Regions from separate parts of the Mus musculus genome. Here all the other regions are linked to region 1. Evidence: chromatin loops called from intact Hi-C (ENCODE). Cell type or tissue: left cerebral cortex. All regions are shown on one strand.

What was found. Hi-C counts contacts between places; a loop is a spot of excess contacts. Peaks named below come from ENCODE experiments on the same cell type or tissue, not always from the same donor. Only the 100,000 strongest peaks of a DNase experiment are listed, where the experiment ranks them.
Region 2: it touches region 1 in a loop (2.4-fold over the local background); 4 of 42 quality-filtered maps call a loop at or near these places.
Region 3: a loop joins it to region 1, with 2.2 times the contacts of the local background. A loop is called at or near these places in 4 of 42 quality-filtered maps.

Annotation. Positions count from the first base shown.
Region 1 is chr8:123,253,855-123,256,354 of GRCm38, forward strand. Vps9d1 (VPS9 domain containing 1) reads right to left here and starts at 368. Exons shown (of 15, transcript NM_028200.2): 1 at 134-368. The coding sequence starts at 232. It overlaps Zfp276 (zinc finger protein (C2H2 type) 276), which reads left to right and starts at 341. Exons shown (of 11, transcript NM_020497.2): 1 at 341-1,069; 2 at 1,853-2,156; 3 at 2,430-2,476. The coding sequence starts at 862. In left cerebral cortex, CTCF peaks have their summits at 312 and 1,517; a DNase peak (open chromatin) is centred at 390; H3K4me3 peaks cover 2,302 bases; H3K27ac peaks cover 2,138 bases.
Region 2 is chr8:123,372,584-123,375,083 of GRCm38, forward strand. Tcf25 (transcription factor 25 (basic helix-loop-helix)) reads left to right here and starts at 1,128. Exons shown (of 18, transcript NM_001037878.4): 1 at 1,128-1,481. The coding sequence starts at 1,290. In left cerebral cortex, a CTCF peak has its summit at 1,078; DNase peaks (open chromatin) are centred at 1,123 and 1,811; H3K4me3 peaks cover 2,083 bases; H3K27ac peaks cover 1,876 bases.
Region 3 is chr8:123,360,039-123,362,538 of GRCm38, forward strand. It overlaps Spire2 (spire type actin nucleation factor 2), which reads left to right. Exons shown (of 15, transcript NM_172287.2): 9 at 35-224; 10 at 1,212-1,327. Among named protein-coding and RNA genes, the nearest start is that of Tcf25, 12 kb to the right of the region's middle. In left cerebral cortex, a CTCF peak has its summit at 1,501; a DNase peak (open chromatin) is centred at 1,491.

The DNA of each region.
Region 1 (2,500 bases):
CGGGCGCGGTCCCAGAGCCGCCGCCGCCGCCGCGCGCATCGGGAGCGCCGAATCCCTCTACACGCCCGCCCTCGCCCACCCACCAGGGGCAAAGGGCCTCCCAGAGCTGCTTCCGCGACCCTCCCAGCCTCACCCGGGGCCGGTTGCCGGTGTCTAGCTCGATGGCCTTGTTGGCCAGTTTCATGGCGCTCTGCAGTGGCTTCGCCCCGCCGTCCCCGGCCGCAGCGGCCATGGCGCTGGGCGGGGGCGGGGAGCGGGAGGCCGCGGCGGCAGGGGCGGGACGGGGCGGACGCCTCCAGACCGGAACGCGGAGCGCGGAGCTGAGGGAGGCGCAGGAGCTGCGCACCGCCGGAAGGGGACCCGGACACACTTCCGCCGGCCTTGCCCCGCCCCGCCGCGCCCCGCCCCGCCGCGCAGACTTGGGTTTAGGGGACCGGAGGGGTCAGTGGCTCTTGTCACCTCCTCCGGCCAACTTGCTGCGAGCGCGGACGGGAAGGCTGGCGGGGAGAGCTACTGCTCTGAAGGGTTTCTGTTGTGCGCCACCGCCCGGGCGGCAGTCCGCGGCCGTTCACCCTCCGGGCTGCCCCTCCTTTAAGGGCCTGTCGCGAGTTCCGAGAGACCCGAAGAACTCCGGGCTCCTGACCCCGCCGCGGCCGCTGTGGCTCCCCAGACCGCTCCTCGCTTCCTTGCAGCCCTCGCTTCCTCCGGCTCCGATCTCGGGGAGCCGAGCGGAGCGGGGCAGCGCGGCGGAGAGTAGCGGAACGGCACGGAGTGTGCCAAGTTAAGTCCGCTCTAGCAAGAAGTCAGGGGGCCGAGCCACACCGAGCAGCGCGGAGCAGGGAGCGAGTGTCGCCTACCACCATGAAGCGGGACCGCCTCGGCCGCTTCCTGTCTCCCGGAATAGCTCGGCAGCGCGGGGGTTCGGGCGGCGGCTGTGGAAGCGGTCGGACTCGGGGTCGCCCTTCTCGCAGCGGCGGAACGAGCGCTGACGGGGCGGCTGCTCAGCTCAGCTGGGGCTCGATGACACGCTCCTGCGGGGACACAGGCGACGACGGTACAGACGAAGCTGGTGGGTTCCAGGCGTCCTCGGGCCCCGGTGCGAGCTTAGTGATAATGAGAGCAAACCAGGCCTCCTGGTTCTGGAGAACGCGGGCCCTCTGGAGAACTGCCGATAGAGGCCCTTTCCTCTGCCGCCCAGACAGCTCTGTGTCGCTGCTATTTAGTGCGTAAGATTTGAAGGCACACAGGTGTGGCTTCAAGTTTGCTCTTCGTGCTATGGACTTTTAGGGTAATTGCTTAACTTTTTCTGAACCCCAGTTTCTTGATGGTTAAAACAGGCCTATAACCTAACCTGCGTTGGGAACTGAGTTAAGTGAACTAACTGCTTGTTCCTTGTGCGGCTGCGAGTTTGTGAACAAGCAGCAGCTAGTTAGGTTAACAGCCTCCATGTGCATCACATTAGTGTGGTGTTCTTCAGTCATCTGAGAATGGCTTTCCTATGTAAGCTGTCCTTTACTCCCACTAGGGGCAGTTGGGTGGCATCATGCACATGCTGCAGGCAGGGCACCTATAGATGGACAGGGATGAACAGTGAGTTAGTTTCTTGAGGCACGGCTTGGACACATTTTCAGAATAGGGATGTTAAGTTTCATCTTCGTTGTAGGCATCTGGGGTTCCTTGAATATTGAGTGTTCAGTGAGGAAGGCCAGCTCCCGAGTCCCAGTCCCGCTACTCTTGTGTTTAGGAAGCCTGGTGCGGGCACTTCTCTGCTTGCAGTGTTCGGAGGCCAGGGGGAAGAGTGGCCCTTGCACTGCGAGTACCTCGCTTATGTCACATTTGCTTCTCTGCGCAGGAGCAGGCCGGACTCTCGCTATGGGGCATTGTCGACTCTGCCATGGGAAGTTTTCCTCACGGAGCCTCCGAAGCATCTCTGACAGAGTGCCTGGGGAGACTTCAGAAAGACTGTCCCCAGGAGAGCGTGTCTTCATTAGGGACTTCCAGCGTCTGCTGGGTGTCGCTGTGCACCAGGACCCAGCCCTGCCTCAGTCTGTCTGCAAGAACTGCTACACCCAATTCTATCAGTGCCACAGCCTTCTCAGGACCTTCTTACAGAGAGTCAACGTCTCCCCAGCTGGCCAGAGGAAGCCTTGTACAAAGTAGGCCCTTGTTGGATTTCTAGGGACTTTTAGGGGTTCGTCACCCTGTGTTCTAGGTGTTGACTTAAGGCAGTGACTTGGGGTGGACAAAAGCTAGCATACAAAAGCTCATGGTGTTACAATGGGGTGCTGTGGTGGCAATGTTTGCAGAGATCTGAGGGTGAAGAGCTATCACTTAGGAGAGAGGGAACCAGGGCAGCTGACAGAGGGGCCCTGTGGAAGACGTTTGTGACCTTGAGAGGTTCCTAAACTGTGGCCACTGATGCTTTGCAGGGTTGGTGTTCAGCCTACCACAGTGGCAGAGGAGGGAGCATGTGTGGGTGAGTGCTATCTGTGCCAGGGTG
Region 2 (2,500 bases), 120 kb after region 1:
ACACAGGCTGGAGTTATCACAGTGAAAGGAGTCAATTGAGGAAATGCCTCCATGAGATCCAGCTGTAAGGCATTTTCTCAATTAGTGACTAAGGGGTGAGGGCCCATTGTGGGTGGTGCCATACCTGGGCTTGGGTTCTATAAGAAAACAAGCTGAGCAAGCCTCCATGGCCTCTGCATCAGCTCCTGCTTCCTGGCCTGCTTAGTCCCAGTCCTGACTTCCTTTCGTGATGAACAGCAGTGTGTATGTAGTGTAAGCTGAATAAACCCTTTCCACCCCAACTTGCTTCTTGGTCATGATATTTTGTCCAGGAATAGAAACCCTAAGACAGGTGGTGTTTTTGTTTTGTTTTAAAAAAAGGTCGGTTGTTGTTGCACACACTTTTGGTCACAACACCTGGGAGGCAGAGGCCAGCATGGTCTGCAAAGCGAGTCCCAGGACAGTCAAGGGTACACAGAGAAACTCTGTCTCAAAAAACAAAAACAAAAAGAACATGGAAAAAGAAAAGATCTGTGCCGAGGATCCCTATGTCCTTATTGTGAAAATCTTCCTGAATTAGAATACACATAGGTAGGGCTGCCGTGACTTCACACCACGGATCCACACCTAGGCAGCTCTCCCCTCACCCAATACCCCTGTAACATGACCACCCCTGTTGCGTTCGCGACAATAAAAAGCAAGCCCTAACACCTAACTCGGCTCGGTGCACGTTGTGGAGAGGAGTTACCCAGTCTGAAAGAAGTTAGGTTGGTTCTATTAAGGTGAAAACTGTCCCTTTGCAGTCTAGTAACAACGTGGAGGTGGGGGACATCGGACAAGTCGCATGGGTAGGCTAGCAGAGAGGGGTTGGGGACTGGGTCCCTCGCTCCTGTCATAGCAGAGGTCTTTGCACACGGGCCTTGCGGCGTGCGCACCTGCTCTCACGGCCTCCTCGCCTGCCCCACCCCTGCCCGCTCGCCCCCAGGCTCGCCCCCGGGAATCGCGTTCGTGCGGAGCAGCGCTCTGAGCCTGCGCGTTGCTGCCCGCCGCACAGCCGGCTTTCTGAAAGCCAGCCATCTCCAAAGCCGAAGCACCGCACCACGGCCGCCGCTAGGGCCCGACTCTCGCGAGAGCTCCCTGGGCCACCCTTGCACCTTCCCCGACTCCACGGGGAATTGGGAGGAAGTTCCGGAGAGCCGCGGCGCGCAAACGCGACACGCCAATCTTGCGCCAGCGCGCCGCAAGTGCGCAGGCGCCGCCACACTGCTGCTCTTCCTCGTCCCTCTGCCCACATCAGGCTGTCGGGTCCTATGTCGCGCCGGGCCCTCCGGAGACTGAGGGGGGAACAGCGCGGCCAGGAACCCCTAGGGCCCGACGCCTTGAAGTTTGTCCTCCTTGATGACGATGACGCAGAGGAAGAGGGACCAAAACCGGGGCTGGGTGGCCGGCGCCCCGGGGGTGCAGGGAAGGAAGGAGTCCGTGTCAACAACCGGTTTGAGCTGGTGAGGAGCTGGGCAACCTGAGGGGGGGGAAATGGTGGGGGCATGACGTCATGCGAAGGGGCACAAAGTTGGGTCTGGACTGCAGTCGAGTGGGCGGAGAGAAGGGACTGCGCCGCATCGGGGAAGGCGGGTCTTCAGCCGCAGGGTGGGTGGGGTGAGGAAGCCGTGTTCCCCGTCCGAGATCGAGTGGAAGGTGGAAGAAAATGCCGAGCGAAGGGGCTGCTAAAGGCTAACGGGGGTGCCGACAAGGGGCTGAGTGACAGGACTTTGCTGCAGCATAGGGCGTGTCTCGCGGCTGTGTCCAGAGACGTGACGTGACGCAGGGCAGGACGGGGCAGTGACGTCAGAGTGGGCGGGGCGTGACATCCGAGACAGCTAAGGGGGAGGGGCACTGTGGATGGCGAGTGGGAGGTGGGGTTCAGTTGGGTCTAGGCTTCACTGAAGGAGTAGGGTTGTTCTGTCCGGGGCAATGGGATGGTAGGGTAGGCTTGGTTTCATTTCTGCGACTTGAGGGAGGTCTCTCTTCTGCAAACATTTCGGCTTATTCATCACAGTACTTCTGTGTGTCCCAGCTACTTGTACCTATCGTATCGTATTCCTCGCAGCAGAAAATTGGGTAGCAGTCCTGAGCCCCGTGTTTTTCCTTACGACAGACTGACCTGGGTCTGCAGTTTCATATGTGTATAAATTATGATTCTGACTTCATGTGTGGGCAGATAATATGTCTTTTCCTCGTATCTCCAACTTCCACATATGGTAAGGTGTCAGTGGCCATTTTCGAGTGAGTAAAAAGATGTAATGTGTCTGAGACTCTCAGTCTTGCAGTGAATTGTCTCAGCTAGCTGGGACACACGGAAGTACTGGGTCTTCCTCAAGTCGCAGATATGAAACCATGTCTATCCTACTGTTGCAGCACCCAAGACAGCACTACCCCCAGTTGTCCCCAGCTTTTTATCAGTTAGCAGGTTTAAAAGTTCCTAGCAAAGATATTGATTGGTGTGAGAAATGTCACAGACATT
Region 3 (2,500 bases), 110 kb after region 1:
AGTCAGGAGGTGGCTCAGCCCAATGTGCTTTCAGGAAGAAGAGTCCCCATGTGGGGAGGTGGCACTGAAGCGGGACCGCTCTTTTTCGGAACACGACCTGGCCCAGCTTCGGAGCGAGATGGCATCTGGCCTTCAGTCAGCCGCTCAGCCCCCAGGAGGGACGGAGCCACCTCGGGCCAGAGCAGGTAGCATGCACTCCTGGAGGCCCAGCAGCCGAGACCAGGGTAAATACCGCCTTTACCAGTGCCTGCTTCTCTCACGTTCACTCCACGGACTTTGTGTTGCAGCCTGGGTCTCACGACTTCTGTGAGGAGGCAACTACCGAAGGCATGGAGCTGTGCCCTTCAGGGAGAGGGCACGGCCCGTCTCCACCTAAAGCAGGCACACTTGCTTTCCCTTTGAGACTAACCAGCCCGTATTCATTGCGAAACATTTTCTAAAGCACTTGAACCCTTGGGGGAGAGATGGCTTTCCTACTGAGGCACAGTCACCAGCCCCTGTCCCCACCAGAGGGCTTAAGCTAGAAGCAGAGGCGCTGGCCCGGTTGCACGGGGGTTAGTCCTGTCAGTTAGTGGCTGGACTCGCCCGGAGTGTTAGAAATGGAGTCCCGAGAACATGACCAACCAACCCAGAGGATTTTAGCACGGCCACAAGTTTCAGTTTAGTAGAAGTGTGCGTAGCCGTATCAAGTCAGGCAGGGACACCCAGTGAGTCACTTTCATCTCTAAAGGAGTCCCGTGTCTCCGGGAGGTTAGAGCTCAGCCTCATGCTCTCACATGACAGAGTTCAGCCACCGTTGATCAGCAGAACCCAGTGTTCATTCAGCACCCCGTGCAACTTGCCGCACATATTTTGACACCAGGAAGTGAAAACTCTGGAGGAATGCGAGTTTTTTCATGTGGCTTCCGTACAAAATTTTAAGATTAATTTTAAAAGCTTTTTTTATCTTATATGTATGGGTGTTTCACTAGTATGTCTGTGTACCGTGTGTATGTATGTGTGTATATGTATGGTGCCTGGTACCTGCTGAGGTCAGAGGAGGGTGTTGGATCTCCTGGATCCAACACCATGTTGTGATTCACCATGTAGGTGTTGGGAACTGAACCCTGGCCCTCCGCAAGAACCGCTGAGCCAACTCTCCAGCTCTCCGCTTGACTTTTAGCCTGCTGGCCATCCCCACTGAGACGCGCACGCTGTCGTTCTCTCTCCAGGTTTCTGTCCTGTGAGCGGCCAGTCCCAGCCTCTCCCCAGCTCTGCCTTGCCCAGTAGCTTGAGCTCAGTGGATGGACCTGAGGCGGCTTCACCAGATACCAGACACCTGTGGCTGGTAAGTGACAGGGCAGGTTGCCCGGGTGGCCTCTTCAGCATCAACTTCATCCTTTCTTTGTGCTCAGGAGGAGGAGATAGATGTGCAGCATCCCTCCCATGTGGCTGGGTTCCTCAGGGTCTGGTCCCTGATGCTGGTGAGATTGTTCTTTGCTGCCACTTGCTGGTACACATTGGTACTGCAGCCCCAACTGCAGAGACTTGGCTTTCAGATGGACAATAAGTGGGATCAGGATAGACAATGAACCCTGAACTCTTGGACTTGGGGTCAGAACAGTCTTTCAGGGAGTGTGCTGTTGGCTGGGACTTTGACATGCTGGGTCCCGTGAGTTTTGTGTTGTTTGTATGAAGAACTAATAGTTACTACTGCCCGAACGAGGTAACAGGTAAACAACCAGAAGAGAGCATCAGATCTTGTTACAGGTGGTTGTGAGCCACCATGTGATTGCTGGGATTTGAACTCAGGACCTTCTGGAAGAGCAGTCAGTGCTCTTACCCGCTGAGCCATCTCACCCCAGCCATAAATACCACGAGAAAGAAGCTGGGAGTCCTGATGCCTCGCATGGGGTGGGGCATGAGAAACTCCTGGTGCTGTTCCAGGACTAACAAGCCCTGTGCAGGGTTACCCACTGCACATCCGAGGAAAAACATCCAATTTCCTCCCTTGTGGCACTCTGTGTGCCGGTCCCCACCCTACCTCCGTGAACAACAGCTAGCATTTTGAGTTGTGTGTGCCATGTTGAGAACTGTATGTTATATTGCCTCAAGGGAGCTGAAACAACCCCATTTTACAGAAAAAGTAGGCTTAGAAGATCTACTGATGAGGGGCTGGAGAGATGGCTCAGTGGTTAAGAGCACCGACTGCTCTTCTGAAGGTCCTGAGTTCAATCCCAGCAACCACATAGTGGCTCACAACCATCCGTAATGAGACCTGACACCCTCTTCTGGTGTGTCTGGAGACAGCTACAGTGTACTTAGATATAATAATAAATAAATCTTAAAAAAAAATCTACTGATGAGATTTACGTTAAACCAGATAACTCATTCACTCATAATACTGAGTTAGGGCAGATGGCCTGCCTGGGTCCAGAAGAGCACACTCAGAGTCAGGCAGGCAGAACATACCCAGGGCTCCCAGGGTCAGCACAGATCAAGGGAGAGGAGGATTGAAAGA